Regions from separate parts of the Mus musculus genome. Here all the other regions are linked to region 1. Evidence: chromatin loops called from intact Hi-C (ENCODE). Cell type or tissue: left cerebral cortex. All regions are shown on one strand.

Evidence for each region. Hi-C counts contacts between places; a loop is a spot of excess contacts. Peaks named below come from ENCODE experiments on the same cell type or tissue, not always from the same donor. Only the 100,000 strongest peaks of a DNase experiment are listed, where the experiment ranks them.
Region 2: a loop joins it to region 1, with 2.3 times the contacts of the local background. A loop is called at or near these places in 4 of 42 quality-filtered maps.
Region 3: a loop joins it to region 1, with 2.2 times the contacts of the local background. A loop is called at or near these places in 2 of 42 quality-filtered maps.
Region 4: a loop joins it to region 1, with 2.2 times the contacts of the local background. A loop is called at or near these places in 4 of 42 quality-filtered maps.

What each region holds. Positions count from the first base shown.
Region 1 is chr14:30,347,085-30,355,084 of GRCm38, forward strand. Cacna1d (calcium channel, voltage-dependent, L type, alpha 1D subunit) reads right to left here and starts at 6,402. Exons shown (of 47, transcript NM_001083616.2): 1 at 5,841-6,402; 2 at 3,556-3,865. The coding sequence starts at 5,907. In left cerebral cortex, no CTCF peak of the experiment used is centred here; DNase peaks (open chromatin) are centred at 1,580, 1,910, 3,607, 5,281 and 2 more places; H3K4me3 peaks cover 2,661 bases; H3K27ac peaks cover 2,864 bases.
Region 2 is chr14:30,267,527-30,275,526 of GRCm38, forward strand. The region is part of intron 3 of Cacna1d (calcium channel, voltage-dependent, L type, alpha 1D subunit); the gene reads right to left. Among named protein-coding and RNA genes, the nearest start is that of Gm52107, 47 kb to the left of the region's middle. In left cerebral cortex, no CTCF peak of the experiment used is centred here; DNase peaks (open chromatin) are centred at 210, 4,560, 4,829, 4,845 and 5 more places; H3K27ac peaks cover 907 bases.
Region 3 is chr14:30,192,959-30,200,958 of GRCm38, forward strand. It overlaps Cacna1d (calcium channel, voltage-dependent, L type, alpha 1D subunit), which reads right to left. Exons shown (of 47, transcript NM_001083616.2): 4 at 3,766-3,905. Among named protein-coding and RNA genes, the nearest start is that of Gm52107, 27 kb to the right of the region's middle. In left cerebral cortex, a CTCF peak has its summit at 4,177; DNase peaks (open chromatin) are centred at 3,477, 4,248, 5,301 and 6,572; H3K27ac peaks cover 290 bases.
Region 4 is chr14:30,279,679-30,287,678 of GRCm38, forward strand. All of the region lies in intron 3 of Cacna1d (calcium channel, voltage-dependent, L type, alpha 1D subunit), which reads right to left. Among named protein-coding and RNA genes, the nearest start is that of Gm52107, 60 kb to the left of the region's middle. In left cerebral cortex, no CTCF peak of the experiment used is centred here; DNase peaks (open chromatin) are centred at 4,486, 4,922 and 6,628; H3K4me3 peaks cover 482 bases; H3K27ac peaks cover 1,170 bases.

The DNA of each region.
Region 1 (8,000 bases):
CAGACTCACACACATACATGCACACTCACACACATACACACACACACACACATCATTCTGTGGCTATCGTGGCTACTGGGTTTTCAGAAGTGCCTTCCTCTGGTCCTCTCACAGCCCCTCTCCTCACTGAGACCTCTCCTCAGCCTTTCTTTTATTGCAAGGATCACATTACACCCATTCTTTGGTGCTCACTGTGTATTAAAACCTGGAAGTAATATACATCCAGTTAGCTCATTGTGTGAAGCAGGCCTCTGCTTTCTATAACTTAAAAAGTGACAAGGATCTTACTAAATCAGCTGTCATAGACACAGAAATATAACCATCACAACAAAGACCTCTCCCATAGGTCCTTGTCACTGTGTTAGAGCCATTTTCTCAGAGGTTGTTCCTGGCTGAGTCAATCTAAACTCCTGATTGGGACCAGTCCAGGAAAGCCATGGGACCATCTCCCTTCTCTCTGTGCCACTGTGTGACATGTCCTAGTACCTTGGATGCTGTGATAAGCAGGCTTCCAGCTCCCTTCTTCTGCCTTCTCTACCAGGGTAATCAACAGTATAACTGTTTCAGATTAGAGCTGGGCTGGGCTCACCTCATAATGTGCTGTTTCTGTGTACAATTTATAAACAATTAAATTTAAAAGCCACAAGAAATCAGCACCAGACACTTTCAAAATAGGCTCTAACAAGAAAATCCCCGAGGGCTGTCTGGAAGAGTCCCTCTGAGATAGCCTTCAACAGAGACTTGCCTAAGCATTCTGTTAGCAAAAGGTATTGTCAAAACTGGCAACACCAAGTTTGACATCTGCCCAAATGGTTGTCTTTCAGCCTTTTTCCAAACAGAGGGTTTGCTGAGCACTGAACAAATCACAATTCCTGGGTTTGAGTTTCAATCGTGTTGTATACAACACTCATCTACAAGACGCAAGGTGGCAGTTTTACTAAATCCCACTAGGTGCTGAAGATTCAGGGATGGGAACAGTCTCCTGCCGATGGCCTCCTGGGAACCCCCAAAGTGACGCAAGAAACAAATACCCCTTGCCTCTCCGGAGATAGCTGCTTTGGGTTCTATAAAGCTTCACCCCTTTGGAGAGCTCAGATAACTCCCTGGAATAAGGACAGGAATAGCATTATCCTCTTACTAACTTTGATGGGTTTATTTTTAAGCCAGTTAGCTTTAATCATATTGATTCCTCAACTCGGTTATAAAATCTTGTGCCCTGGGATTTGACTTTAAGAAGACTTCAGGGCTCTGTTTCTCTCTCTCTCTCTCTCTCTCTCTCTCTCTCTCTCTCTCTCTCTCTCTCTCACTCACACACACACGCATACACACACACACACACACACAGCAGGTCCCCTCCAACACTGTATGTCAACTCCCATAAAGACACACTTGTGCTTCCTGTTCCCCACACCATCTTTCTTCCTCTGCGAACTGTGCACACTGTGCCTTTGAGGTGTCTAGCTCTTGGCAGTACTCAGTCAACAGACAGCAGAGGATCCCATCTTACCACTATAAGAAATATGTGGGACTGAGCCAACAGCCGCTTCTTACACAGGCGCCATCTCGCCCCTACTCCCTGCCAGCCTACAAAGGCAGATTGGCTTCTCTCAGGGCTAACTGGGCATGACTGAGCTGCTGAAGGATATGTCTGTGACCTGGTCCCTAAAATGGAGGGGGCCTTTTACTATCTACCTGTTACAGAAATTGTGCACAAGCATTCTGAACTGGCAGCCATGTCTCTTAAATCCCTGTACACACACTTGCATTTCTCTCAAGAAAGAGAGCTAGTGGTGAGATGCAGGAATTCGCTGACTATATATAAACTGTTACATAGAAACTCCTATGCATGGAGTGAGACAGCACCTCACTCCACCTAAAGGGAACATCCCTGCTGAGGGGCCCCTGCTTACTCTGAGTCACCTCACACCAGCCTCAGGAGAGCATGTTTCTAGCACACCCAGTAAGACCACCTAGGCACACCCTCACTTAGCAGCCCCCTCTTGGCCTGTATGAGAGCTCTTTCCTCAGACTAGAGGATTTAAAGAGAAAATGCACGCACACAGCCCCAAGTATTCAAGAGATGCCATAACTCACTCTGGAGGAGAGACATCTGTGCTAAAAAAGAAAAAAGCACGTGAAAACCTTCAAATCCTGCCCTGGCATTCAACTGCTCTCCCCAAAACCTTTCTAGACAGTTGCTTCATTTTAACTCCTGTCCATGAGCAGACAAAATAGGCAAGCTAAGACAGAGATCACACAGGCAGCGGCCATGATGAGGACCCCCCACTTTCTAGCTGTCACCCAGCAGTCCTTCACCCTGGCATCTCCCTTCCCTGAGCCTGCTGAGGAAACCTCCTGCTTGCTGCCAGAAATACTCAGAGGGCCTGTCGGCCCGAAACACCCTTCTGGGAAAGTGCAATGCTTTATTCTACCCAGACCAAAGAAGCATATGATTAATTAGAAAGCCTGAGTTCAAGAGAAGGTTCCAGTCAACCTTTCCTAGCGGGTGGCAGGCATTGGAGCCTGGCTCCCAGGTCTGGGGAAGGGAATAAGCAGGTAGAAGCAATATTGTTTTCCAAGATCTGGGGCATGGCGATGACCATCCTGGAGCCAATTAAAGTTCAGTTTTAAAAATGCAGACACTCAGAAATGTAACTTCAGGCCAGTCCAAATGTGTGTGTGTGTGTGTGTGTGTGTGTGTGTGTGTGTGTACATACACAGACATATGCAGCACCTGTCAGTTCCTCCCTGGAGTGCTGCTTTGTCACACACGGGGCTTAGAGGAAGAGACACTCACCAGCCTCCCCTGCATGGCTTCTAGACTTGCTATATGGCTGCATGGCTCTTTTTTAAAGCTTATCAAAAAGAAATTTCAGGAAGTCATAGCATTGATCAGCTAATAATAGTAGTAGTAGTAATAATATCAAAAGTAACTTCTCCCTATAAATCAAATGTTCGCATTTAAAGTTACCTAAACAATTAGAATTAGCAAATAGCAGAGCCAGAAGCAACCTTACACTCACTGTAGCTGTCCAGGCAAATTTCAGTCACTAGAACCAGAAGATTCCACTAAAGGTCATTTCTAGTACAGACTGAAAATAGTCTCCATCTTTTTTTTTTTTTTTTTGTGAATCAGCATACCAAATTTTCAACAAATTAAAATGCATATAACTGCCCCCAAAACAATAACAGCTTCAGACCTATCCAGTGTTCTATGACCAAAGGTCTCGTTCATATTCTAACTCCCTACCACTATGAAGTTGCAATCTTCACTTCCCCCCCCCCACACACACACACAGCACTACATACATACACACACACACACACGCACACACGCACACACACGCACACACACAGGCTAAATATACTCATGGACACACCCTCTGCAAGCTGGGGAGACAGGAAGCCGTAGCCCATGAAGCCCCTTGCCTGCAGTTGCCACCATTGCTCACATTCCAGACTGCTAAGGCTCTGAGAAGTGTCACTGCAGAAAGCAAATCCTTTTGAAGCACAGATGGCAAATGAGAAAGACTTCCCACAGAAAAAAAAGGATACTTCCATTCCACTATACTAATGCAGGCTCTTCGGATGGGGTTATTGAGGGATAAACAGAAAAGGGCACGGGCAGGTCGGCTGTTAGACGAGTTACCCTGTTTTTTGCTCTTGGCGTATTGCTGACGTTTTCTTTGGGAGAGAGATCCTACAGGTGGGGGTGCAGAGGTGCTCATGGTCTGGGCGGCCTTGGCCTGTCTAGCAGCATCGATTGCAGCTTGCCAAGATAGGACAGTTTGCTTGGAGCTGTTGGGCTGAGAAGTTGGTCCTTCACCAGAAATAGGGAGTCTGGTGCCTCTTGCATAGTTTGCCTCTGAGGAGAGGAGAAAAGAGATTATTCCTTTTGGAAAAAAAAAAAAGAAGAAGAAGAAGAAGAAGACTTCAATCCATACTATCTTTTTAAAAAGCAAAAGTGTCTCCCATCTTGCATTTCCCATTTTGAACCTTCTGTCACAAGTAGTGGGGTTTGGCCAGGCAATGCAAAAGTCACCAGAGCTCTACTCTGAGCATCAGTCATGCAGGGCCATTGTTGTGCCACACCTAACCACACTGGTACTCTTCCATACCTGTGTCTTCAAAAGGAATCTTTTAGTGCATCTCTTCTGACAAACTGAGGCCATTCTCACAGTGATCCCGTGTCTTTTCCTGACTTTGAAAACACATGTATCTCTCATGGCTTAACAGATATACACAACTCCCTTTCTCAAAAAGTAATTACCAACACACACACACACACACACACACACACACACACACGCACACACGCGGGCACACGTACACACACACTCAACCAATAATTCAGTAGTTTTAACCACTTTTAGACTATTCCTCCAAAAGCTCTCCATAGCCATATATGCAATTTTTTCTACATGGGAAAAAAAAAAAAAACCTCTTTACTGGCACCAGGCAATACCAAAAGCCCCACAACAAATATCTAGATTATGCATTAACACTTCCTACAAATGAAAATTCATGATGCTTGGGACTCATTTCCTCCACAAGCTTCAGAAAACAGAAAAACATCTTTAAGGCTTTTTTATTATTATTATTGCATTTTAAATTGCAGCAGCAGCAGCCAAGCCAGCATCTAATCGGCCTGCACCCTAAGAGTCAGGGTGCATTATGTCAGGGAACCTCAAGGCCTATGCAATAATTATCTCAGTGTAGAGTAGCATCCAGGTACTCCCAGGGCAAAATACTCAAAAGCGGGCGGGGGAGGGGGGAAGGGGAGGGCATGGGATGGAGGGTGTCCCTTCATGTATAGAGCTCGCCTCACTGTGGGTCTGGTCATTCCTTGGAAGATGGACATTGGGCCACCATCACCTCTGCTGAAGCAGATGTCAAAGTGAGAGTGGTGTCAGAGGTTGGAAATCGGGCGTTTGCAAAACCAATTATCACTAAGTAAAGAGTCAAAGCAAGCACAGGTCTCCTGCCCTACTGTCCTTAAGCCTGGGACAGAGCAAAGCAGGCAGGTGGCACTCAATCTGAGATCAGGGACTAGTTTTGCCAAGCGGTTCCTTTGAGAAGCGCTCACCGGAAAAGGCTTCAAGAAAACCAGGGCTGGGAAATGCTAACGACCTCCATGAAGGGAACCTGGCCAAAAGCACCCCAGCCTTCTTAGACCCGGCCCCCGCTGGTGTGGAAACTGCACGTGGTGAGTTGCAGAGCCCCACAGCGGCAGCAACTCTCTGGGCATTGCTAGGTTACCGACGTGTGCACAGGAGGCACAGGGAGCGGGAATACACGCTCCACCCGACCCTGTTCCCTCAGATCCCAAGACCCGGGGCTTCTCCCATGAGATGATGGGACCAAGCGACCCAAGGGGTAAACCTGGAACAGTCCTAGAATTTTCCTGATGCTACTAAGGACCTTCTTCTTAGTCAACCAGAGGCGCGGGAGATAGGGGGAGGCTGGAAAAAGGGTTCAGGCTGAAGACTAACACCTCCTCTTCCATCGCTCAGGGGCGATGAAAGAGGAAAGTTGAGCCCGAGCACACTGAACCCGGATCACCTCACTCTTGCCCCTTGGCTCCACAGTACTCCACACACACCCAAATGGCCGCCCCCACCCCAGCAAATGCAGAATTAACTGACATTCACGGCCTGAAGAGGAGAACGGAGTAGCTGCCGCGCATCACCCCTTTCTATGTAGATGACACCAAGCCAAAAGCATCATTTCCAACCCCCTCAACCCACCCAACGCATCGGAGATGGGGGGTTGGGGGTGGGAAGAGTAGGATCATGATAGGATGAGGTTTGGCAGCGGGTACCCAAGCTCAGGCTGCTCACCGTTCGCATGGTCCTCTTGGTGCTGCCGTTGATGTTGCATTTTTTTCATCATCATCATCATCATCATCCACGAACATTTATTGAGCGCCTACTGTGTGCAGGGCACTATGCTCAGGGTTAGGGAGGGGGAGGAACGGATATGGGAGGTTACGGATAGGTAGGAGCCGCGGTCCCTGCCCTTATTTTCGCTTCAGCAGGGGGTGGGGAAGGACAGAGACAAATAACCAAAAATAAAGATAATTTATAAAAACCGCCTGCCACCCACGCTCCTTCTTTTTTTTTTGAAAAATGGAGCAAAATAAACTTTTTGTAAAAAATAAAATCAGATGTATATATTATCTTAGTAATATATACATGTAATTTTTTATTTTTTTTATTTTTTTTTACTGCAAAGGAGAATTGGCTTGGTCCCCTCCTCTAGCGGAGGGACACCGTGGTGGTGCCCGCCCGGCCTGCCGGGCCGCTCGGCGCGCCCCCCATGCCGCCCGTCCGCCCGCCCGCCGCGGTGCCCGGTGCCCCGCCGCCGCCGCCGCCGCCCGCGCCGCCGCTGGCTCGGGACCGCGGGCAGCCGGAGCTCACATCCGGGGACGGAGGCGCTCGCCCGCCCGCCCGCCCGCCCGCTCCGCGCCCGCCGCGCCGCGCTGCACGCCGGCTTCGCCCTGGCGACGCTGCGCGCCCGCCGCCGCCGTCCCCCGCCCTCCCCCGCGCGCCCGGGCCTCCCACCGGCCGCGCCGCGCCCCAGCTGCCCGCCTGCGGCCCACGCGCCCCCCGGACTCCACGGCGCGCGACTCGGACGCCGCCACCCCCAGGCTGGCGCGGCTGACCGAGGGTTAAGTGCGCTGCGGCCGCCGACAGCCCGGTTAACCCCCTCGGCGCCGCCGCGCGGGCGCCCCTTCCCCGAGCCAGGCCCGTGGGGCCCCGTGCCTGCTGCTAGGGGCGCCGATGCGCCGCTCCTCTACACGGCGTCCCCAAGCGGAGGCTGCTGGGGTCCCCTGGGGTCCGCTGGGCTGGCTCTGGTGGCCTTCGCACTCTCACACCTGGGGGAGGCCCCGCCCCCCTCCCCCCAGGAACCCAGGTGCCCGCAGGCGATCGCTGCTGCTGCAGCATCAAAGCTCAGGGTTCGAGGGCTCTGCTTGGACTGGACAGGCGTCCCCCAGCTCTTACACCGTTTCTTCCAGTTTAGAGGTGCAAAGAGATGGGGGGCTTGTTCTTTGGGGAGCACTGACTGTCCTCAGAGATCTGCCCTCAGCCCTGAATCCCGTCCTCCCTCCCTTATGCATACGTGGCGGTGGGCTCCCTCCCTCTCGCCATCACCTCCACGTGTATTTGGAGACAGGTACAGAGAAGTAACAGCCAAGGTCTTTCAAACTGCTAGTGTGGAGAGGTAGACTGTGCAGCTCAAATTGATGACTCGTTTAGGAATTAATACTTTTTTTTGTACCTTCTCGGCCTCCTGTTTGTAGTGGGGGAGGTCTACAGGCCCCAGCTCCGTCTGGAGGGGGAAATACTGTATCTAGTGGATGACTGATATTTTTCATTTAGCTTTGTGCTGGCTGTTGGGAAAAGGCGTCTGCTTTGTTACTTTGCAGGATTCGATTTATTTGCCTTTGTTCGGATCTGCTTGTTCCTACGGAGTTTTAGAACGTTTGAGAACAGTGTCTTTAAAGCAAAAGGCTCAGCGTGAATTAAGAAAATAAATGTTTCTGGGAAGGTGCTCCTTGCTCAAAGAGGACACACCGAGCATCTCTGATTGTTGCAGGGGGGATCCACCTGGGAAGAATGACTCTCCAGGGGTCTTCCTGAGAGAGGGGTGTCTAGTTAGGATAGAGGAAAACAACCATGCTTGCCTGCTTTTTCACTTGGCTCTTTGGAGAGTGGCAGGATTGGGAAGCAGCCTGTGGCCTGTGTAAAAGAAAGCTGGTCTGAGCAACCTCACCTGTGCTGGTGCTTAGCTGAAATCAAAAAGGATGCAAGAACATATCCTTTGATAGGTCAGATTTGCAAGGAAGCACGTGTGTCACTATCAGAATTCCAGGTCTATAGCTTATCCTCTGGAGACTTCTACAGAAAATGCCTTGCTAACACTGGCCCATTGTCCGATTTAGTTCAGCCAACACTGAACAGGCATCTGTTAAGCGCAGTTGTCTAGGCTAGGAGTTA
Region 2 (8,000 bases), 80 kb before region 1:
GGTCAAAAGAGAATGAAAGCCAGTCAGGCAGAAACCACAATTAAAAAAAGGGAAAAGTTTTTAGACAGAAGGCTCAGCAAGTCCAGAGGCCCTGGGGCAGAGCAAGTCTGGCATGTGTGAGGAATAGCAAGAAGACAGCATGGCCAGAGTGGAATACAGAGCAGAGACAAGGCTGAGTCACACCCACGAGCAAGTCAGACATAGGCCCTTCTCCAACAGAAAGCAGGACAGAAGATAACCAAACCAATGAGCAAATAATAATGTTATGAAGAAAAGGGACAAAAAGAGCCAGGTGTGGTGGCACAGCCCTGTGATGCCAATATTTGGAAGATGGAGGCAGGAAGACCAAGAGTTCAACGCTGTTCTCAGGTACAAAGGAAAGGCAAGGCAAGGCTGAGCTATGTGAGATCCACTCAGAAACATGAGCTCTGGGGAGAGGATGAGGAAGAGGAGACTAGACGGAGAGAAAAGAGAGCAGGCAAGCAGCAATTAGAGGTGGACAAGTCGTGCTCTCGAATGTTCTATCAAACAGAAAAGTTGGGAGCCATCACGATCATCACATTGGCCATACTGTCTCATAATTAGATTTTCACAATATAGTTCACTATCTTATGCAGAGATACAAGTCAGGAGGTCGAGGAGATGCAAGGTTAACATCCCACTTAGGATTCATGGACAGTTCAAACACACACCAGCGCTGTGGTTCTGTGACTACCATCTTGGGAACAGGATAATCACATTCCTTCCTTTTCCAGTCTCCCCTCTTCCCCTCAGCCTCCCTGCCAACAGAGAAGGCTTCATGACATCCAAAACAGCCTGGTGAGACAGAGACACTCCTGGCTGCTTCAAGCAGTCATCGGTTCCTGTAGTTTCCAAGTGGACAGTGCAGGAAGCTGACCAAGCTGCTGAACAGCCAGGCAGCAGCCATGGCGTGCTCTGTCTCTGCCACCAGGCCAGACTTAGTATTGGAGGCAGGGATTGCATCTGCTGATGGCTCCTGTCTCACCTTTTGCTTCTCCTCCATATCATCCCCCAGGACAACCACATCACCAGGAAATCAGACACAGGGAGGCAATCACACAAACACTTCCCCACCACGAAGTCAGTCTGAGTTCCGTGTCTTGCTTCCCAGATGCAGAATAGCCTGCCTTGCTGACTCTGACCCAGGGCATAGCATCCCTACTCACAAGGGATGATTTCGGGATGAGAAGCTCTGAGACAGTTAATGAACTTGCTCAGGTCCTCCAAGGAAAATACAGACTGGGGAGGGAGCCACATACATCTCTCTGGCGGGACAGTCTGATTAATTAAGACACAGGTCACTGGGGGGCCCATTTGCCTATGCCCAGCTCCAATCTTGCTTTGCTGAGGAAGGGAGTGTTTCAGCCTCTCTTCATTCCAGATGCTCTGAAACTCAGTCAATGCATCCTGTTCATTCCACGTGCCATACACCACACAGGGCCATCTCCAAGCCTGTTTCTCCCCTTTCATCTTGCTCTTGCTTTGTCTAATAGTGTTAGTCCACGTGTGTCTGTGTGCACACATGCAGATATGTAAGCATACGTGTTACATAAATGTTTCCATATATTGTTTCAACAGCTCTGTTCAAGACAGAGACCTCTCCTTCCTCCTTCCCTCAAATTGGCACAATCAATAAACAATCCCAAATATGGTGATGCAAGCCAAATATTAATAGTGAGGATATGAAGACAGAAAATTCCTTAAGATCCTTTTTAGCCTATTTTGAGTGTATCTTTAGCAGTGTTACCTATATTCCCATAGCTAATCACCATCCCTCAGGAAGATGTCTCTAGACTAAGGACAAGTAACCGAGCTACTACTAAGTGCTTTTTCTATGCTTTGGAATTACACTCAGTAGTCACATACAGTCATTTTGGAAAGAGTCTTCCTCACAAGATGAGTTCTTTCTCACTAATTAGGAGGTTCAGTTCCTTAGAACACTCCATTCCTAAGCATTCCAGCTAAGTCAATTTTACTGAAAGGAAATCCTTGAACTTTGTAGCAAAACACATTCCTGAAAGAAAAGGAATCTGTGAGGGGAAACACAAATCCAGTCAGGCTTTTACCACAGAAACAACGTTGCATTAGTTAACTCTGTACTTAAAGACCAACTACCAACATTTTAAAGGATTATAAACTTTAATTGAAGATTTTCAAAATGTGGGCTAGGGAGATGGCTCAGTGGGTGAAGTGCTTGCTGTATAATATGAAGACCAAAGTTTGGCTCTCCAGATCCCACAAAAAAGCTGGAGGCAGAGCAGGAATCCTGGTGCCTGGGAGGCTGAGACAGGGCACTTTTGGAGCAAGCTGCCCGACAGCGTGGCTAAAACAGTGATCTTCAAGTTCAACCGAGGGACTCTCCTTGATATAAGGAGTGAACAGCCATCAAGAATGATGTTTGATGTACCGTGGGCCTAAACACACATGTGCAGACATACCCACGTTCCTATGTGTGTGTACCTACACACATGCAAATATACACTACACTTGTCTTGGTTAGGATTTCTACTGCTATGATGAAACACCATAACTGAAGCAACTTAGGCAGAAAAAGGGCTATTTGGCTTACACATCCGTATCGTTGTTCATCAGTGAAGGAAGCCAGGACAGGAATTTTAAAAGGGCAGGAAACTGGAGACAGGAGCTGAAGCAGAGGCCATGGAGAGGTACTGTCTACTGGCTTGTTCCCCATGGCTTACTCAGCCTGCTTTGTTCGAAAACCAGGGCCACCATCTCAGGGATGGTACCACCCACAAAGGGCTGGACCCTCCCTCACCAATCCCTAATTTTAAAAATGTCCTACAGGCTTGCCTGTAGCCCAATCTTAAGAAGGAATTTTCTGAACTGAGGTTCCCTCTTCTTAAATGATTTTAGCTGTGTCAAGCAAAACTACCCAGAACAATGCTAAACACACATGCATAATCATAAAACCATTCAAAATGCAAGGCATCCTAAAGACCACACGTCCATCCATCCTTGCCAGCCGTTGTAGTTAACAGCAAGCACATGTGACACGTCACTGAGGCTGCATATGCTCATACACCCCGCACTCTGTCTCTCCCAACGGCCCAACCATCCAAATATTTCACTTGGAAAATGGAGAAAACTGAGGGCTTTGGCTGCTATGTTTTGACAAAGGCACTGCAGCTATTTAGTAGTGGAACAAGAATTTAAACTTAGAGGTCTTTGGCTCTAAAGACAAAGATTTTCCTGCCTCCAACAGCAGCCTCCTGAATCAACCATAAAGAACACTTAATACTGTAGACAACAACAACAACAAAGTCTGGTATCAATTAAACATAGATATAGAAAAACTATCACTTTATCTATCCAGTGAAGTTATTAAGAAATTTGGCTAAGACAGAGGCCATCTGTGAAAGACTAAAATGCCCTGGAAGTAGGAACAGTTGAGACTGGGCATCCAAATAGTGAATTGGTAAATTATTAGTGCCTTCACTGTAATTCACTGCCTAAATCATTCATTCTACAAAGTACCTATTAAGAGCCTACTATGTGCTATGGATGCAGCAGTCATTAGAGATCTTCCTGTGAAGGTCACATTGGTCTGTCACATTCTCCAGGTAGTCAGAACCAACATGAGCTCTGAAAGAGAGGATGCCAGGTAGGCAGGATGGGCCATAGTGCTCCAAATGCAGGATTCGTGATCCCAAGCTGATGGTGGCTTCTAGATAGATCTGAAGCCCAAACATGTGAGATCACTGATGGCAGGCATACTGGCAGATACCAGCAGTCTGAAGATGCTGTGTCTGAGCACCTGGGCAGGGCAGAGGCCTCTAGGAAACAGCCAGAGCGGGGCCATCAGGAGTGGGGCATCCTGGGAGCCACAGGAAGACATCACAGACAGCTGAGGGATTTAACACAAGTCGGGGCTGAGGAATCTCCACTGCTCTGAGCTGTAACATGACTACTTTGGGTAACATAAATGAGAGCTGCATTCTCAGAGCAGTGGGTACCAAGGCCTGACCATGACTTGAGGAGGAACCAAAGGGAGTATACACAGAGGGCAACTGAAGGAGCCTGGCCAGGGAGGACAGAAAGGAGGGCATCTCCAATGGCTTAAAGGGGCTAATGAAGAGTTTGTTACCGAAATGGAATAAACAATAATGGCATGTTCTGTGCTATCTCAGTAGATCCACATAAAATAATAGTTTTAAAAAGCCATCTAGACACAGGAGAACTGCACTGACTTGCATTTTGACAGGCAAGACTGGATCAACCTGGCATGTAATGGACAAAGACAGCTAGAGGCACAGTCAGCTGTGGGCACGGGCAACTAGCTACACTGACAACTAGGGGCATGAAGAGCTAGTAGCAAGGACTCCACCCAGGCCCAGTGTGGGCCACATACAGATGACATGTGTGCAGCTGCCTAAAGACTCATTCATGAAGCATTTCTACATTGAAACGAACCATTCCCGAGGATTCCCACCTACAAACGTTTTTCCTGTATGAATATGGGATGTTCTAGGAGTGCCTCACCGTCCTCTCATGACCCCGCACAGCTTTTATTCTGCAGCGTGGGAGGCTGGCTTTGCTCTGTAATCACATACTTGAGGCTAGATTCTGGTGATGAGGGAGTAAGGATACAGCTGTTTAGAACTGTGTCTGTGTTCATTAGGATCACAGGGCACCTTTAAAAGTAGAAGAAGCAGTAATTTAATCAGCAGAGACGTCAAAGTTGACGTGCATGCATAGCCACAGGTAGGTGTCTCTCTAGCTGGGCTAGCTGGGCTCGGAAGGTCGAGTGAGCAAGAGAGGCTCTCTCACACTGAGCGGCTGCTTGCTCCTCCGAGAGCCTGTATAGATGAGATAAATAAATACTGTAATTTTAAAGTGATGGCTTGGACAGCAAATAGAGATTTCTTACAAGCTGAGTTGAACACCAGCAATGAAACATAAGTGAGCATTTGCTGAGGATACAAGTCACGTATCTGGCACCACACTAGCCACAAAGACACAGTCGTGAACTAGAAAGGATGGTCCCTTTCCTCATGAATACAATAGTAATGGAATTTTATTACACAGGACTCGAGAAAAGCACATGAAGAATTCCAGGATGGAAATGCTACTGCAGCTGGCAGCCTGCATATGAAATCACACTGCTAATTCACTTCTCTCCTCCCTAAGGAAGACAACACTACCCACACCCCTGGTTCATGGATAACCAGAGTCTACCACGGGCAAAAAAGCATGTGTGGCTCAGTCCTAAGCCCAGAGAGAGACAGCAGGCACAACAGAAGGGGAAGAATTAAGACAGACCTTTGCCTCAAGATGCTTGGTGTGTAATAAAATAAATACCCTTGCAAAGAGCTGTTCAGATGGCGCTTGCCTTCCAACAGGGCAGACAAGCGAGGTACTGCATGGCTCTATGGAAGAAGGGCCGGGGGCAGATAGCCTGGTCCATGCATGCTCCAGGGGTCTTCTCTGTACTCTTCCTTAAGCAAACAGCTTCTCTGACTGATAAAGTGCTACCCTGTGGTTCCTGGGTCATACACTGACCTGGGCCCTGAAGGCAGCAGTGAAAGAGGCAAGGTCCCCACTCTCTAGGAGATGGCAGGGCACTGGCAGGAACCTGGAGATTCGAGCAGATAGTCAATGGCAGGTGTTACACAGGAAGCACATGAAGGATGCTGTGACTGCAGAGATGAGTCAGAAAGGGCCTCTCTGAGCTGCAAACCCCGTGCTCAGGACTGACACAAATACCCCTGGAGATGCACGTCCCACACAGAAGGCAGGGGGGAGCAAAGGCAGGCATGAAGTGTGCTCAGCTTGAAAAGTGAGCAGGGCACCCAGGCTGGCAGACACGGATGAAGGAAGGGCACTGCGAGACACTAAGGGAAGAATCCGCAGTAATTGACACATTTCTCTGGGCTGTGGTAGGTCCCTGTCAGTGAAGGGTGTATTTCTCTGGGCTGTGGGAAGTCCTTGTCAGTTGGAAGGCTGCGAAGACCTCAGAAGTATCAAAATTTTCCTGAAGCCGCTTTCCCACAGTCTAGAATTGTCAAAAGCACAACCACAAACCTCCACAGTGCTCCAGGGTAGCTCGGGGACAGAGCTCTGGCCTGGAGGGTCTGAGGCCCTGCCGACCATCCTTGGTACTATGAGTGCGCAGGTAGCCCACTCAAGTTTACACTTTGGACAACGGTGTGGGGAAAGACTGAGCCTTCTACAAGTGCTACTTGAAATGTGAGCTATCCGCAGCATAAGAGAAAGGAAAACAAATATTTCTATAGAAAGAGTTCATAGGAGAGGGCTATTCATGCCTGAAGAGCTACATTACACCTTCCGCTTGATATTGGCAATATCAAATCCAAGGATGAAGTATATCCCTGACCCCAGGCCCTCTAGCTCATCCTCTCCAGTAGAATCAAAGCAGCGTTAAGTTAAATGGCAAGCCATACAGTTACAGTTACTGCCCACTTACTGCCCAAGGCAACCTGAGTTTAAAGGATGGTGGCCTTGACTTTTCAACTTATGAATTAATAGGAAACATGGTTCCACATCATTTTCATGTTCCTCCATGTCCTCAGAATTACTGCTGTGCCCGAACTTAAACAGAGGAGCCTGTCACATGATTTTTCTTTTACCTCTTCCCTCCCCTCCAGTTAATAAGAGCCAAAGCCTTCTAGAAGACACCCTGTAGATAGGCAGAGCTCAAAGCCCTCGCATGAAACTTTCTAAGATACTTTTGATAAAGTAGAAGAAGATGAAATGATTTGACCCACCAGATATCAAGAATTGTTACAAGTGTAGTTATTCCCTATATCTCAGTGCAAAGGGATAGGCAGACAAATCGACTTCTGAAACAAAACAGAGAATCCAGAGAAAGCTGGGAAAACAAGGGGTAAAACTGCTGTTGTTGGCAACTAAATAAAGGTTATCCCACCTGTGTACGTTGACTATACTGGACCAAATGATACCACACAGGAAAATGTTGAGCCAGACTCTTTCTCACCCCCACACAGCAGTTTATGACAATAGCACTCGCGATGTTATATAAAGCTAGGACAGACTTCTTAAGGAAATCTCTTATGTGTATGGGTGTTTTGCCTGCATGCGTATCTGTGTACCCTTGTGTGTGAATGCCCACTGAGGCCAGAAGAAGATGTGATTCCCCTGGAACTAGGGTTACAGCTCAGTGTAAGTGGCTGTGTGCTGACAACCAGGTCCTCTGGGGGCACAGTGCACACCCAGCAGCCCTGAGCCTCCTCTCCAGCCTCCTCAGGCCACTGCAGCTCACTTCCCCGCTCTCTATTTACTGATGGTGGAACCTTAGCACACCCCTCAGCTCCTGTTCCTCATCTGTGAAGTGTGAATAATAACACTCGCTTCTCATGCTATTTTGAAGATTAAGTGCATAGACATTTATAAATATGTAGGAATGTGTCCAGCACTTCATAAATGTCAGTTAAATAAACTAAAGAAAAAATCCTAAAGGAAAGGATGAATTTACTATATTAAAATTTAAAACTTCAGGCACCTCAAAACTGCCTCTAACTCTAGTTCAAGGGGATGTACCACCCTTCTCTGACCTCCACAAACACACAGTACACAGACATATATGCAGGCACTCACAACACTTGCGAAATAAAAATAAATCCTTTTTAAAAATTAATAATCTCAGTTTGTCAAAAGAAACCATAAAAAATAAAATAAATAGACAAGGCACAAGCTGGAAAAGTCTATCTACTGCATAAAATCAACAAAGGGCTAGTCTACGGACCATAGAAGGCATTTCAGTAAGTCGATGTGAAACAGACAATCCAGGAGAAAAAAATAAAACGGGCCGGAAACTAAACGGACATTTCACAGAAGTGGAAAATTAAGTGGTGGTTTAAAAATATGTTCAATGTCATTAGGCACTGGGGAGATACATAATAAAATCGTAATGGCGTGCCCTTTTAGAACTGTAAGTTTAAAAATTTTTAAATTCTGATATGAAGCATTAGCAAGGATAT
Region 3 (8,000 bases), 150 kb before region 1:
CAAAATAGGTGTCAAAATACTTTGCTAGTGTGGAGAAATGGCTTCCTGTAGAGCCATCTCTAGGCTCTGGAGTGGAGAGTGGGTAGTTTGCAAGTCTGGGTGCCAGGGTTTATAATCTGTACTTTTACTTGTGCATGACCTACCTTCATACAGCATCTTAACATTCTAGGTTCTGTATGTACATTGTACGACAGCCTTACAATGCTCTCTCTGTCCTCTGTGCTACTGTAAGGTAGACATGTCACAATGTTATTGATGTTATTTTATTGTTTTTTAAAGATAATTACCTTAAAAGAGATTTTAAAATGAAAATAAATATCGTTAAATCCATCCAGTCTGGAATACCTCATTTCTTTTGGGTGGCTCTTCATTTCTATCTGGTGTCATTTTTATTTCAACCTGAAAAGCTGTCTTTAAGCATTTTTAGAGGTGCAAGAAGTCTGTCAGTCATAAAGCCTCCACTTTGCTTTGTCTATAACAGTTTCCATCTTGACTTGGGTTTGGAAGGAATTTCACTGGTTGAGACTCTAAGCTGACATTTCCCCAGGCCTCTGAGGGTGTGTCTATTGTCTTCTGGCTTGTACAGCTCTTGAAAGGCCTGACATGAGTTTTGTTTTTGTTTGTTTGTTTGTTTGTTTTGTTTTTAAGCACTTTTGACTGTGGTTGTGATAGGCCTTTCTCTGTGGTTTCTGATCAAGCTTTGCCAGGCATCGTGAACTTCTGAGTTCATTTTCCATCCTATTTGGAACATTTAGAACCATTTCCTCAGGGGCTTTCTTTTTCTCTCTCCTCCTTTCAAAACAAGATTTACTGGTATATTTGGGTGTGTATATGTACACACTTGTATGTGTTTTATGTGCACCATGTGTGTGTAGGTATCCACAGACACCAGAAGAGCATGAATCCCCTGGATCTTGGAATTATAGATGGTTGTGAGCTACCTCATGGGTTCTGGGAACCAAACCCAGGTTCTCTGCAAGAGCAGATAGTGCTCTTAACTGCTGAGCCATCTCTCCAGTCTTTCTTTCCTAATATTCCAAATGCACACTTTAGAACATTTGGTAATTCACAAGTCCGTGAGGTGGTATTCATTTCCTTAATTATTTATTTACTGCCACATCTTCACATCCCCTGATGTGTTTCTCTTTAGCACTGCCTGATGTACTAGTGAGCAAATCTAAGGAATGTTTTCGTTTCAGACACACCTTCCAGTCCTTCAAGTCTCATGTGTCCCTTTTTTATTGTTCCATCTTTCTCCACTATAGTCTTATGTTCCCTTACATCCACGAACAAATTCGTAATTGCTGTTTTTAGATGCCTGTGAAGTTCCTTGCATTGTCTCTGTAACTTCTGGGTCTATTTCTAGTCATAGAATTTCCTCCTTTTAGGGGTCACACTCCCTCTTATATCTAGTATTACCTCAGTGCAGGTGAGGTACTTAGAATGATCATCTAAGTATTTAGATTTTATTTTTCCTTTGAAAAGTTTAGGGGTTTTTTGGTTTTTGTTTGTTTGTTCATTTTTACATGTAATTAAGTTACTTGTTTATCAGTTCTCTCTCCTTCAGGCTCATTCTCAAAACACTGTTTTCAAAGAGTCTTTATTCTACAGAAGGGATAGCACAGTTTTTCAATAAAGGGCCAAGACAGTGGACTTCTCCATTCAATGATGACAACAAATGAGTGCAGCTATGTTACAATAAAACTTTATTTATAAAAATCAGTGGCAGGCCAGATGAGCTAGGATTTGATCCCCTGCTCATGGTTTCCCAAGCCATAGTCTAGATCTAGGCTGACTCTACTACAAAAAGCCCTTCAGTTTATTAACAGTCCACAATGTTCAATACAGTGATTTACTCTGGGTATTTGGATCACAAACACCCCTTAGTCTTAGGAAACTGGTTATTATTTATCTTATAGTTCCTGCACCCTGTCTTTCTCTTTCCCCTAACACTTCTTTGCTTGGCCTCGTGGACTACAGCTCAGTTTCAGCTGAGACTCCTGTGGACCTCAAGGCCCAGGTGCAGGGCTCTCCTCTCTCCAGTTCTCAACTAGTTCTCTCCCTTCCCATTTTGTGTTACTCAGGTCTCCTGGAGTTTTATCTCTTAAACTTGGTAAGACTGCCATATTGGCTCTGTTCCCTCTTCCTGTGCTGTTCTAGTTGGGCAAAATGTTCCAGCAGAGAAAAAGCTAAGGTGACATGGGGACATAAGAAGTGAAGCTATGTATCTCCATTCTCTAGTCTAATAAAAGTCCAGTGGCAGGAAAGCACAAGACTCTCCCAGAACAAAGAGACATCTGCGGCTCCAGTTTGCCAGCCCGTGACAGGTGTTCCAAACAAGAGGAGGCTTCTGCCTTAACGCCTATCTGCCACCTATTCATTTTGGATACATTATTTCTGCAATACACACATAGGTGCCAATGTACAATGGGAGGTTTTATAAAAGCTAGCTTTCTTCCTGGTAAGTATAACCATCCAGTGGGCCACCACTTTGGGCCTTCCTTATTTTCATTCCCCGGGGTAAAAGGACACCCCACCAAACGTAAGCTACTCTCCAAACAGACAGAAAAAGTCATCTCCAATGAAAAACCAGTGCAATCAGGATACAGATAATCCAGAAGATAACCAAGCTGCAAGTTACCTGCAAACAGCAACTGAATAAAGCCACAAAGAGGAAGGCAGAGAGATGGTTTTAAAAGCTCTCTCCAAACTGGAGAGAGGACTCAGCAGTGAAGAGCACCTGCTACTCTGACAGAGGACTTGGGTTTGATTCCCTGCACCCTCACAGTGACTCAAAATCATGGTATTCCAGTTTGAGGGATCTGACACCCTCTGCTGGATCCCATGGAGGCTAGACATGCATGAAGTACCCAGACATATGTGCAGGTGAAATAATCACATACATAAAGTAAAAACAAATACATCTTTTAAGAGCTCTCTTGATGGAAATAAGAGAGTATTCCTAATTTTAGGGGTAACTTACAGAACAGCCCAGGTAAGGAGTCCCAAAACAGGGCTACATCTTGTCTCCCTTGGTGGATGTTTGCTCCAAAGACCTGATTTGTGTTTCCTCTGCTGGCAACAACTCAGGGTGTGGAAGGAATGGGGCAACACAGACCTCTATTTTTCATTGTAACATACTCCTTTAACTAAATCTACCAGCGTCTTCCTCTCACAAGAGGGTATTAAAAGAACACCTGCTTCTCTGCATTTTCCAGTTTATTTTATTTTATGCCAGATATGTGACATTATTCAGACGCTTGTTTTGTTATTTAAAATGGGAAAGTGGCATGCCAAGGTTTCTCCCACAACTCAGCATAAAAACATAATAGCTCTGCTCAAGGGATGTTAAACAGCAGCGCACCGCACAGCAAGAAAGGCTCTCTCGTATGATACACATGGTTTTAACTAGCAGGGTGCTAGCTTTTAGGAGCTGCATTCACCTGACTCCACCCACCAGCCAGGCAGGTCTATTTGTGGAGACTTGAGGCCCTGTGAGGTGAATCATCTCTCATTAGCGGCTGAGACTTCCTCTAACAGCCTGTCACTGACTTCCCCAAGCACACCAATCATGAGAGCTCTTCACCCAGGCCTCTGCCCAGGGATTGACAGCAGCCCTGTCAGCATTAAAAGAACCCCTGCTAGATCCTGATGCCATCACGGGCATAAGAATAACCACCTCCCCCAAGAAGGCTTGTGTTCCCTTTACCATCCAGCCCTCACCTCCATTCCCAGATAAACGTTTTTCCCAAACCAAGGACTTACCCTACAATTACTATAACAAAATCCAGTAAATTCCATCCATTCCTAACGTAAGCATTAGGATGCAGCAACAGTCCATACGCTATAATCTTCAGAAATGTCTCCACTGTAAAAATAATCAGGAAGGCATATTCTACTTTTTCCTGTAAAGAGAAAGGAACACACCAAGGGTGGAGAAAGAAAGAATCAATGATCAGAATCAATAGCTCAGAGACAGAAGCACCCCCCCCCCACCACGCACAGACATGATAACAGACAATGTTATCATGAGAACTAGAATCACTACCCTGCATGTGGACCAGGAAAACATTTCAATTTTGATGCTGAATTTCTCATAAGCAGCTAAGTGTTAAGTACTGTCATTCCAGGCTGCATTACTGCATTTTGCCACCTGCCCTGATGCATGAGCAGTGAGCCTGCCTGGGACATCATGGGCATGTTTTCTATTTGCACACATTTGCACAACACAGCATGTTTTCTCCAAGATTGCCAGATCAGGCCCAGAAAAGCACCAGGATGAAACAAGCATTCTGACAGTGGTTTCTGCACAGAACACACCGTCTGGGAGAACAGATGCATAATGGACTTTACCCTTATTTTTTTTTCTTGGGTTTTCCTCTGACATCTTATTCTGATCTGACTGCCCTCAGCACAGAGAAGAGGGCAGGGATCTCAGATGCCTAATACTGGCCTGTCTCCTCTTCCTGGCTGGCACCAGTGATGGACTCCCTCCTAACCAGCCTCCTGGAGATACAGCTCCGCCTTTATCTCAGTTCCCATGTCTGCTCCCATCTGATTGCCACATCCATCTGCAGCATTGCCTGATGGCTAGAACCTCTCCAACTCCAACCCACATTACCCCCCAAGCAAGGATGCCCCAGTCAACAGGTCTAAACACATAGGCTCTTTCTATAAATTTGATAGAAACTCAATGGACAGGGCCATGAGTATCCAACCAGCATTCTCTGGCTTTAATTTACTTAACAAAACAAAACAAAATCTCAAGAATGAGAACTTTTCTCTGTGGGCTCTAGAGTCCTCAGCTACTATCATCCTTAGGGTAGACTAATGGACTTCACTTACTAACATGGCTACTACAGAAGGCTATAGTAACTATGGCTCAGGAAACAGTGAGCTTTTCCTCCATATGCCAGGTACCCCAGAAGGAACCAGCATTTAAAAACTTCCCAACTCCAGTCCCATCCTTGCAAAGAATGGCCTGGAAGGGTTCACAGGAGTTTTAAACACATACAGAGAGAACCTCTAAAATCCAGAGTTAGCATAAGAGCACTCCCCTACTTGTGCTGAAGCCAAGGGTCTTGGCCACAGCTCCTGGGTCCTTTCTTTTCCCCATGGTCACACAAAAGAAGGCAGACACTGTGTGACCACTATTGTAGATGTGGATTTATAAATGGAAATGTACGCTGTTAAAAGGAAATGCTTCTGGATAGGAACTTCTTATTTTGGAAATCCTCTTTTAAAATATTCATTGCAGGATGACTCCAACAGGCCTGCCTTCCTAAAAATGTAACATGTCTACGCACACATTGGCTTGCAGTAGCTACAGCCTCTTCTGCATTTCAATGGAAGTGTTGTCTTCACTACAACTAGGATGCAGGCCTCTGCGGCTAGACAGCTGGCTCCTGTCTCTGGCTGTCCTAGGGTAGAGATTTCTCATGGCTTGTCACCAGCATCGTCCCTCTGGGCCACCAGGGTAATAACCAACTGCAGCCTGTGCATCCAAGACAGCACCCATCTTGTTTACTCCCCCCTGGTTATAGAAAAGCCAGATCAGTTTTGCCGACCTTAACCCTAGAACATTCTGGGCCCTTAACATTCAGTGTGTGTGTGTGTGCATATTCATCCATGTGTATGTGCATGTGTGTATATGTGTGTGTATGTGTGTGCATGTGCATCCATGTGTGTGTGCATGTTCATCCATGTTTATGTGTATGTGTGTATATGTGTGTGTATGCATGTGCATCTGTGTGTGTGTATGTACATATACATATGGAGACCATGGGAAGGCATCAGTTCTCTCATTCCACTGTATTTGATAAGGAGATTGAATTCAGGTCTTGGTCTCGGCAACAAGCATTCCTACCTGCAAAGACACCTAGCCAGCCCTGGCTCCTGTAATTTCTAAACCTGCCATCCAGTGCTCTGTGAATCCTTGGAAGAGCATCACAACAGTCTAAGAATTTCTTTTGAGTTAACCAGAATCAGGATGCTTATGATGTTAAAGCACTAACTCATACCCAATCCCTACCTATTCCTGCCTCCTGGTCCTTCGAACAGATTCAGTTCTCTGCTGGCTCATCCTGTGTACCCCTCCCTCCACCATCTGGTCATCCTTCCCACCCCTGCCCCCATTCCCCTCACACAGTCAGATCCTCTGGGCTAAGCCGCCTTGAAGGTGCTCCCAAGGCAGCCTATGCACCATGACCTGACAGGTCATATGCAGACCCACGGGGCTGCTGCTGTGTTTACAACCCAGGTTCTTTATCCTCCTCCTGCTGTATCTTTGAGTGGATGTCCTCATAGGAACATGAGGACACACCACCCAGCACCCAATTCACAATACAATTAATACAGTGAGAGTCAGGGTTTGATGATTCACTGGAAGGTGTGTAGAGATCCAAGAAGGAGCACAAACTCTAAAAAACTCAAAGGACAAGGAGGAGGAGGAGGAGGAGGAATTATTATTCTGTGACTTTAAACCAGAGGCCCACATTTCTGAAATATCCACCTACTTTACTCAGAGCTGCCCCTACCACCAAATGTACATCATCAATATGTTTTCAAGACTCCTAGTTCTAAGGGAACAAGATAATCTAAAAACAGCACACTGTCTTGAAAATTCCTCTTCTCTTTCATCCTCTCAGCTTTATTTACTAGGCCAGACAGGAAAAAAGCTTTGGCTGCCATGCCATCAATATTCATAGCAGTTCCATCCCTACGTCAAGACAGCACCATACTTCAGAGCAGAAAAACAAGATAAAGAACAGAGAGTACACCTACCAAACACACTCTGCCTTTTATTTATAAGTAACTGTGCCACAATAATATGAGGGACATTAGTGTAACTGAATGGTTGAAGGGTCTGGGTTTATTTTTATAATCCTCCCTTCCTCACCTCACCCTCCTTTTAAAAAATGTTGGTCCCTCTTTCCAAAATCTTTAATGAATTACTTGATGGAATGCGTTATAAAAAAGAGAAGCTTGCTATAAAAATGGTTGTTACAGAAATTCTGTCAAATGCCAAATGAACAAGCACAACCTGGTAGACCAGTTGTCCTATAAACTAGGGACATTCATTCCTCAATTCTGACATTGCCAAAGACTCCTGAGAGACAAGAGTACCTCTACATTAAACAAATTGAGGGTTATTATTATTTTGGTCAAATAAAAATTGAGGAAGTATGACAATTATCCCCCTTCAAATGGATTGTTTATTTGAAGAAAAAAAAAATGAATTTGAAAAGGAAGGTAAGAAGGAAGCCAGAAAACACCAAAAAGAGTTTGGAGGTACAGAAGCCAAATGACTTGCAGCACAGAAGTTTGTAGCAGAGACAGAAGAGAAAACCAAGACTGTGCCACAGCAAAGGAAAGACAGGAGAAGTTGGGGAAGGGGCAGGTGAGAACATTCTAGATTCGAAATGAGCTAATCCTTCTTCACAAAGCCAGATCAAAAGCTGTATCACAAATGTGACCCACCCTGTGAAACAGGAAGACTCCATGATTCCAATCCTCTCTGTCTGCCCCCAGCAGTGCTTTCTTTTCTCTGGCAGAGGACCTTATTGAGCAATGCCAGTCAAACTTCCCTTTAGAAGGGCACTTTATATAAGGTCCAAGTCTCCTATGACACTTTAAACTATCAGGGAAATATAGGCTCAAATCTAGTTCTTCTTTGTAGTATGGCTGTGGGTTTGTTGTGGATGCATGTACATATGGGTGCAGTGTACACACACACACACACACACACACACACACACACACACACACACACATGTGGAAGTCAGAGACCAATCTCAAGTGTTACTCTTTCTTAAGAGCTGTTCACCTTGTTTTATGTTTTAGAACATATCAAGGGACTTGCTAGCTACAGAGCACCAGGAATCCAGCTATCTCTACCTACCTACCAATTCCTAGGAACACGAGTGCATATCAAATTGCCTAGATTTTCCACATTGGTTCTGGGGATCAAACTTGGGTTTCCCTGCTTATACTTACTTACC
Region 4 (8,000 bases), 67 kb before region 1:
CAATAAAATAAGAAAAAAGACAACTGATCCAAATAGAAAAAGTAGCCAAAGAATCTTTACTTTAAACATACTTTGAGCAAATTAGCAATTTACAAAACCAATGTACAAAAAATCAGTAACTTTCTAATACACCAATTATGACCTTGCTGAGAAAGAAATTGAAAAAAATCTATTTATAATTACATTTAAAATTAAAATATCTAGGAATAGCTTAACCAAAGAGGTGATAGACCTCTCTTCTACCATGGAAACCTTGAGATACTAAAAAAATTTTTTTTGAAAAATATACTAGAATATGGGAAGATTTCCCATCCCCCATGCTGGTAAGTTGTAGAATATTGTAAAAATGGCTATATTACAGAATATTATCTACAGTCTCAACACATTCTCCACCAAAATGTCATTAAAAATGTCAATAATTCATAGAAATATAAAAGTTCCTAAAATTCATATTAAAGTTATAAAGACCCCAAATATCCAAAACAATCCTAAGTAGAAAAAAAACTGGAATTTCACTATACCTGACCTTAAATTACATTACAGAGTCATACTATCAAAATAAAATATGGTACTGGCACAGAAATAGACATGTAGGTCAATGGCATAGAAGAGAGGACCCAAAAACAAATGCACACAGGTACAGCTTCCTAACTTTTCAACAAAGGCTTAAAACATGCACTGGGTAGCTTCTACAAATAGTACTGGAAAAACTCACTATCTCCACTGTAGAAAAATGAACTAGATTTGTATTTCTCACTCTACAGAAAAAGAACAATTCCAAATGCTCAAGGGCCTTAATAAAGGACTCGGAACTTTGACATTGCTAGAGGAAAGTACAGAAGGGCATTTTAAGACTTAGGTGCCCTACTTTTTCTATTTCTGTGATTAAAATACAATGACCAAGGCTACTTACAAAAAAAGGCAATTATTTTAGGTCTCACAGCTTCAGAGAGTGAGTCCATGACCACCTTGACAAGACCGCAGCAGCAGGCAGGCAGGAGCAGTAGCAGAAACCTTACATCTGGATCTACAAGTATGGGGCCGAGAACAAGCTAACTGTGGGTTTTTAAAATCTCAGAGTCTGTGTCCCATCCAAGGATTCATACCATAATCAACCACCAAACGCAGACACTATTGCATGTGCCAACAAGACCCTGATATAGCTGTCTCTTGTGAGGCTATGCCAGTGCCTAGCAAATACAGAAGTGGATGCTCAAATTCATCTATTGGATGGATCACAGGGCCCCCAATGGAGGAGCTAGAAAAAGTGCCCAAGGAGCTGGAGGGGTCTTTAACCCTATAGGAGGAACAGCAATATGAACTAACCAGTACCCCCTGAGCTCGTGTCTCTAGCTGCATATGTAGCAGAAGATGGCCTAATCGGCCATCACTGGGAGGAGAGGCCCTTGGTCTTACAAAAGATTATATGCCCCCAATACAGGGGAATGCCAGGGCCAGGAAGCAGGAGTGGGTGGGTTGGGGAGCAGGGCGGGGAAGGGTATAAGGGACTTTTGGGATAGCATTTGAATTGTAATGAAGAAAATATCTAATAAAAAATTGTTTAAATAAATAATATAAAAATTTTAAAAAACTTCAGAGCCTGTTCCCCAGTGACACATCTCCTTCAAGGCCACACCTCCCAATCCTTCCCAAACAGTTCCACCAACTGGGAACCAAGAATACATGAGCTTATGGGAGCCATTCTTATTCAAAGCATCATAAATAAACATAGGCATAAACTTTCTTTTAAAAAAGGACTTTAAAAGCACAGGAAATAATCAGACCCAAGCAATGGAATTACATGAGATTAAAAACCTTCTGCACAGCAAAGGAAACAATTACCAAAATGGAGAAACAGCCTCCAGAACAGAAAAAAAGGTCTTTGCTTTACCAACTACACATCTGAGAGAGAATTAATACCAAAGGTACAATAAGGTCTGTAAAAACTAAACACTAAAAGAAGAAATTATCCAATCAATAAATGGTAAATAAATATTTGGAAAAGTCTTCAACATCCTTGGGCCATCTGGGAAATGCAAATTAATACTGCTTTGGGAATCTACCTCACCCTAGCCGGGACAGGTGCTGGTAAAGGTGTAGAAAAGAGATCCTTATTTCCTGCTAGTGGGAGCATAAAACAGAAGTAAATCTGGACTTTACTCAAAAAACTAAAACTTCAACTCCCCATGACCCAGCTACACCCTTCCTACGTACATACTTGCAGGCGTCTAAGTCAGCACACCACAGAGACACACACATATCCATGTCTATTACTCTTCTGTTCACAACAGCAAAGATACAGAGCCAGCCCAGATGCCCATCAACAGATGAACGTATAAGGGAAATGTGATACACTATGGAATTGTTTTAGACATAAAGAAAGATTAAATTATGACATTTGTAAGGAAATCAGCAGACCTGAAGATCAAATTAAGGAAAAGAACTCAAACTCAAAAGGTAAATATTGAGCATTCATATGCAGAACATAGATGTAAATTTATGGTGCGGGGGCATTAAAATAAAAAGTGGCAGGAGAGGGGAAGAAGACATCACAGGGAAGACAGAAAGGGAAATGGGGTGATGAAATCTATGTGTCAGGAGAGCAGAAGGCAGGATGGACTGTACACACAGAGGAAGAGTGCCAGCAAGGTATGGGAGGGAGTGAGGTGGCCAATAGGAAAGGAGATGAGTAAGAACAGAGTCTAATGATACTTGTATACAAACATGCTCAAATGGAAGGCATTGCTTTAATTCAAACTTAAAGACTACAATGTTTCAAACATAAGTGTACCATTCTGGCTAGTGCCCCTGCTGTGGGACTAGAGAGACACATAGTGGGAAAAGCTTTAGTCCATAGCCAGTGTGAGTTCACAACTTAACTGTCTCTCGAGTTAATTACCTTCAGAAGTATCAACTTCACTATCAACTCAAAGATTGCCTGCACCCAAGTTCAATTGCAAGCCAAGAGCCTCCGTGCCTTCTCTCTGAGTTTTTACCACCCCTGAAAAGGGCAGAATACAAACTGTCTCTCAGTACATTGTTAGCTTGGCTCAGGTAATTCAGGTTATGTTTTGGAAACAAATGGGTAAAGACAAATTCCCAGTTGGTTTAAAGGTTTGTGCATTTAGAGCTCCACAAGAGAAAGCGTGAATCTGTCCTCACAGGGCTCACTGTGAGGCTCCCTGTTGGGCTCACACGGGAGAGCCACAGTGTTTGCCCAGCCCTCCGCTTCTCAGCATGGGATCTATGTGAAGCAGGGCTAGGGGAACCCAGAACGACAAACCCCACACACTAAGTGCTCAAAGCACCCCTGAGCATCTGTGACCATTCCAGTCTTCATGCTCATCTTAAACCACCTTTAGGAAAGGGGTCGATGGCCGAGACTATTTAAGGAGGATGAACTCTATGCACCATAAAGGTAGACTGTGTCTGATCACTGAGGCCCAATGGGAGTGCTGCTTTCTACAAAAACTAAAGAGAGGCACAAACTATAGCCTCATTCCTTTCTTAAATGACTGTTTATATTTTCCTTTTCTCATCAAAAATTTTTAAAAATAAATAATAAGGGGCTGGAGGGAGACCTCAGCTAAGTGGTTAAGAGCACTGTTCTTACAGAGGACCCAGATTCATTTCCCAGAACCCACAATTGGTTCACAATCACATCTAACTCCAATCCTAGGAGACCCAGTACCCTCTTCCAACCTTCAAAGGCACCAAACATGCATGTGGTATACATTCATGCATACAGACGAACATCCATACACCAAAATATAAACAAAATTAAAAAAAAAAAACACATAATCAAGATGAGCATGTAAAGGAGATTTTTTTTAAGCTGTAGAATAAACAAAAGCAAACGAAAAATGTTTTCATAATAAGTGTTAAAAAAAAATACTTTACTATAGCCAAACATTACAAACCAGGAACACGAAGTACTTCATCAAGGCCTCCACTTTCCTAATTTTGTCACTGATGTCATGAAAAGAAAAATGCCAACAAAACTGTAGTGACTTCAGCCGGGTATTGGTGGCACACACCACAATGTCAGCACTAAGGTGGCCTCGCGGATGGAGTCTGCCTTTCTTGAGAGGAAGAAGCACATAAAAGCATAAAATGTGAAGAAAACCAAATTTTGAGCACGAGCCATTAAAGTGGGAGTGTGGGGCTAGCCTGAGCTACACAGCACGATCCTGTCTCAAAAACATAAATAAACAAGAGGAGGGGGAGGAGAAAAGAGGGAGGGAAGGGGGGAAGGGAGAGAAGGGCAAGGGAGGAGAGGAGAGGGGAGAGGAAGGGAAGGAAGGAGGGGAGGAGGGCAGCATTAGTTTAAGGAGCTAACTCTAAAATAAGCAAAGCATAATCTAGGGATATACTGTGAAAAACTGAAGCTCAGAAGGAAGTCGAATGTTTATTTCCCTTTATAGCTCCCGGCTCTCAGTCAACAGCCGCCACAGATGGTCCCAGCCCCAGACTGTTCTGTGCTGCTCACAACACTTGAAGACGAGGCACGCTACCTTTTCCAAAACTTCCTGTCCGCACCTGGTGCTCTGCTCGTCCCACCACAACATACACCAAGGTCTGGTTCCCATGTGGTGGTGTTGAGAGGGATAGCTTAGCAAAAGACATGAAGGAGGAGGCAGGGCTCTGAGAAGAAGGAAGCATATGTAAGGTTTACGAAAACAACGCTTCAGCACCAGTCACCAGGTCTGACTGGGACACAACCATCCTGCCAGTTATCGATGCATATGGCTGCTTCTCACCCCCAACAGCCTCACACGCAGGCTAACTCGGTCGCTCTTTGGCCCTTTCCAGAGTGCCATCCTCCGAGTTAAATCGGAGGGAAGCTTATCTCAACTCAAGCAGCATTTGACCATGTCGTGGTGCACGTTAGAAATGCATCCTAGAAATCCACAGAAACAAGCTTAGTGAGCCATCCCCACCCACACAGGGTTTATGTTACAGACAACAGTGTTAACTCTAATGTGAGGGCTGCAGCTGCAGGCAAGAGCGGATAAGAACCCCCACCCTTGGCCCAGTCCATGCCAATGAAACGCTGGGCAGAAAACAGAGGGCATCTAAGGACTGTGAAATGTAAATGGGAACACGGAGACTGGGGAATGGAAACAAACTCAGAATACCTTCAGAATAGTGCCCAATTCTCCTCTTTCACCCTGGTCTCCGGGTATCACCCAGTGCAGATTCAAAGGCAGCCTGGCACTCGAAAACATGCAGTGTGTATAGACAAAATTAAAGAGAGAGAGAGAGAGACAGAGAGAGAGACAGAGAGAGAGACAGAGAGAGAGAGAGAGAGAGAGAGAGAGAGAGAGAGAGAGAGAGAGAAAGAAAAGAAAAGCTCCTTGCTTCCTAGACCAAGGAGCAAAACAAAACCAAAAACCTCCACAGTCAGGGGTCTCACAAGAGCCTTGATTTTTTTGATCATTCCCACCCAGACCCAGTCAGGACCTGCAGGGCCAAAGAGCAGGGCCAATCAGCTGGGTGGACACCAAACTCCAAGAGAATGCATCTCCCAAGGAGAGCTACCATCTCCAAGGCACAGGGTGAAATCCCATTGCTTTTTTTTTTTTTTTTTTCCTAGCTATTTACTGCCTGATCCTGGACACAGACAAAGAAAATAATCCATCCCAGTAGAGAATTACATGCTCTGACTTTCTATCTAAAGGTTGGTGGGAAAGGGCTTGAGGAAATAGGAAATTATCAGAGCGCCTGCAGAGAGGAACTCAGGAGGGTTATACAACCAAGTACCATCGTTCCCACTCAACTGTCTGCTCGGGATCTGACCCTAAACAGCAGCGCCAGTGGCCTTGAGATTTCCCACTCTGGGACAGCTCACTTCCCAGCTTTCAGCCTGGAGAACAGACACAAAAGGCATCATAAGACTGAGCAGAGACGGCCCACAGAAGAAAAGTCAAAGAGCTCAATTACCTGTCGGCATAAGACATGGACAAACCATAGATAGCATCGGAAGACAGCGGTGGCGTCCCTTATTGCTAGGCTTGGGACCAGAAGTGGTCGCTCAGGATGTTTCAGAGGGTAAATACCTCCATGTACTTAACTCGGTACTTTTGGAATGAGATCCAAGTTAAGGCACAACATTTGTTTTCATTTCCTTTGGACCTTGCATTTAAAGGGATCGTATGTATGATCATATGTATGTTCTGTGCATCTCTACAGATGTGAGATTTTCTACCATGATATCTTATTATGTCCGTTTTCAGATTTTTGCATTTTGGAGCATTTTTGGATTTCAGATTCTCAGATTAGATATGTTCAACCTATGTTTAAGAATGCCCATAATAGAACCCAAATTTACTGAGGCAAGACAGCTTGCAATGGAAGGGCAATCAACCCTCATGACATGGGTATCAGAATAATCAAAGAACTTAGAGGAACTACTGGGAGCATCTCTAGGAAGGCAGAATAGTCTTGTACAGATAGAAGGATAGTAAGTTTATCCTCCCCTCACACACAAAGAAATCCTAGAGCTGATCAAAAAAAAAAAAAAAACATAAAGACAAAACTTTTCAAATGTCACCAGATGGATGCCATGTCACGATGGAGGTGACAGAAGAAACAGTGAGTGAGCCTGACGTAGAGGAGTAGCTTATCCAAAGAAACCTGAGAAAAGCAGTGTAAGAGCAGAGAGAGCCTCCGAGACCTGTGGGGAATGCTAGCATGTCTAACATTCACAGCTCCAGCATCTCAGAAGAAGGGAAAATACTTAAAAAAATAAAAGACTGTAAGTTCTCATATTTGGCGAGAAAGATAAATTTACAGTTCCAAGAAATGCAGAGTCCACCACCAGACAGATCATAATCGAGCTGCTAAAAACTAGAGACAATTGAAAAGTCTAGAAGAAAGCAATATATATCAGGAATAATGGTTTCTGATAATTATGGATTTCCCAGAAGGAGCCATGGGATCACACGGCAGAATGCAGTGCTAAAGAAGGTAACTGACAATCCAGAAGTCTGTGTCAGCGACAAACAGCCTTCTAAACTGAGGCAGAAATGGAACAAAACTGTAGAAATCATTCTACCAACAAACATATGCTAGATAGAATGGACAAGTTCTTAGGAGAAAATACTGGCAAAAAGAAGATCCAGGACATAGAAAGTCAGAATAGGCCTGCAATAAATAGCAATACTGATTATTAATTTTAAAACTTCCTACAGGGAAAAGTCTAAGCCCAAACTGCTTACCTGGAAAAGTCTTCCAACTGTTTAAAGAATTCATATCAATCCCTCATAAGTACAAGACAGAAGTAGAGGGAATACATAAAAACACCAAAGATATCTAAAAAAAAAAAAAGACTAACATCATTTATGAATATAGGCATTAGAAATATCATCAAACTACTGGAGAGATGGCTCAGCACGTAAGAGCACTTGCTAACCTTCTCAAAGACTCAGGTCGGTTCCCAGCACCCACACAACAGCTCACAACCATCCACAACTCCAGTTCCACGCTCTCTGACCTCCATAGGCACTAGGCACATACACGGTGCACATGCAGGCGAAACACTCATACACATTAAATGAATGATTTAAAAAAAAATCTTAAATGATCATCCACTAAGTACTAGGACACTGAATCCTTTATATAAACATACACAAGTTTTGTCCATGATCAAGTAAGACATATCTCCAAAAGGTGAGATTATAGTCAAAGAGGAAACCATGCAGTATACCCTGCAGACGATATAAAGCACAGAGAGCATGTGACCTCTCCATAGCGGTAGAAAAGTCATTTGATTAAATCCAGGACTTCTCACAGCAAAACCATTCAGTAACCTTAGCAACAAGAGGAACTGGGGGAACCTCAGTCTAAAGAAGGCCACACAATGCTTCCAGCTACATCAAATATAATGGGGAAAGACTGACTGTGTCTCCAGTGACCCAGAACAATAAGCCTGCTTTAAATGAAGTAATAATAATACATGCAAATAACTCAAAGAAGCATACTATATTCATGAACTGGAA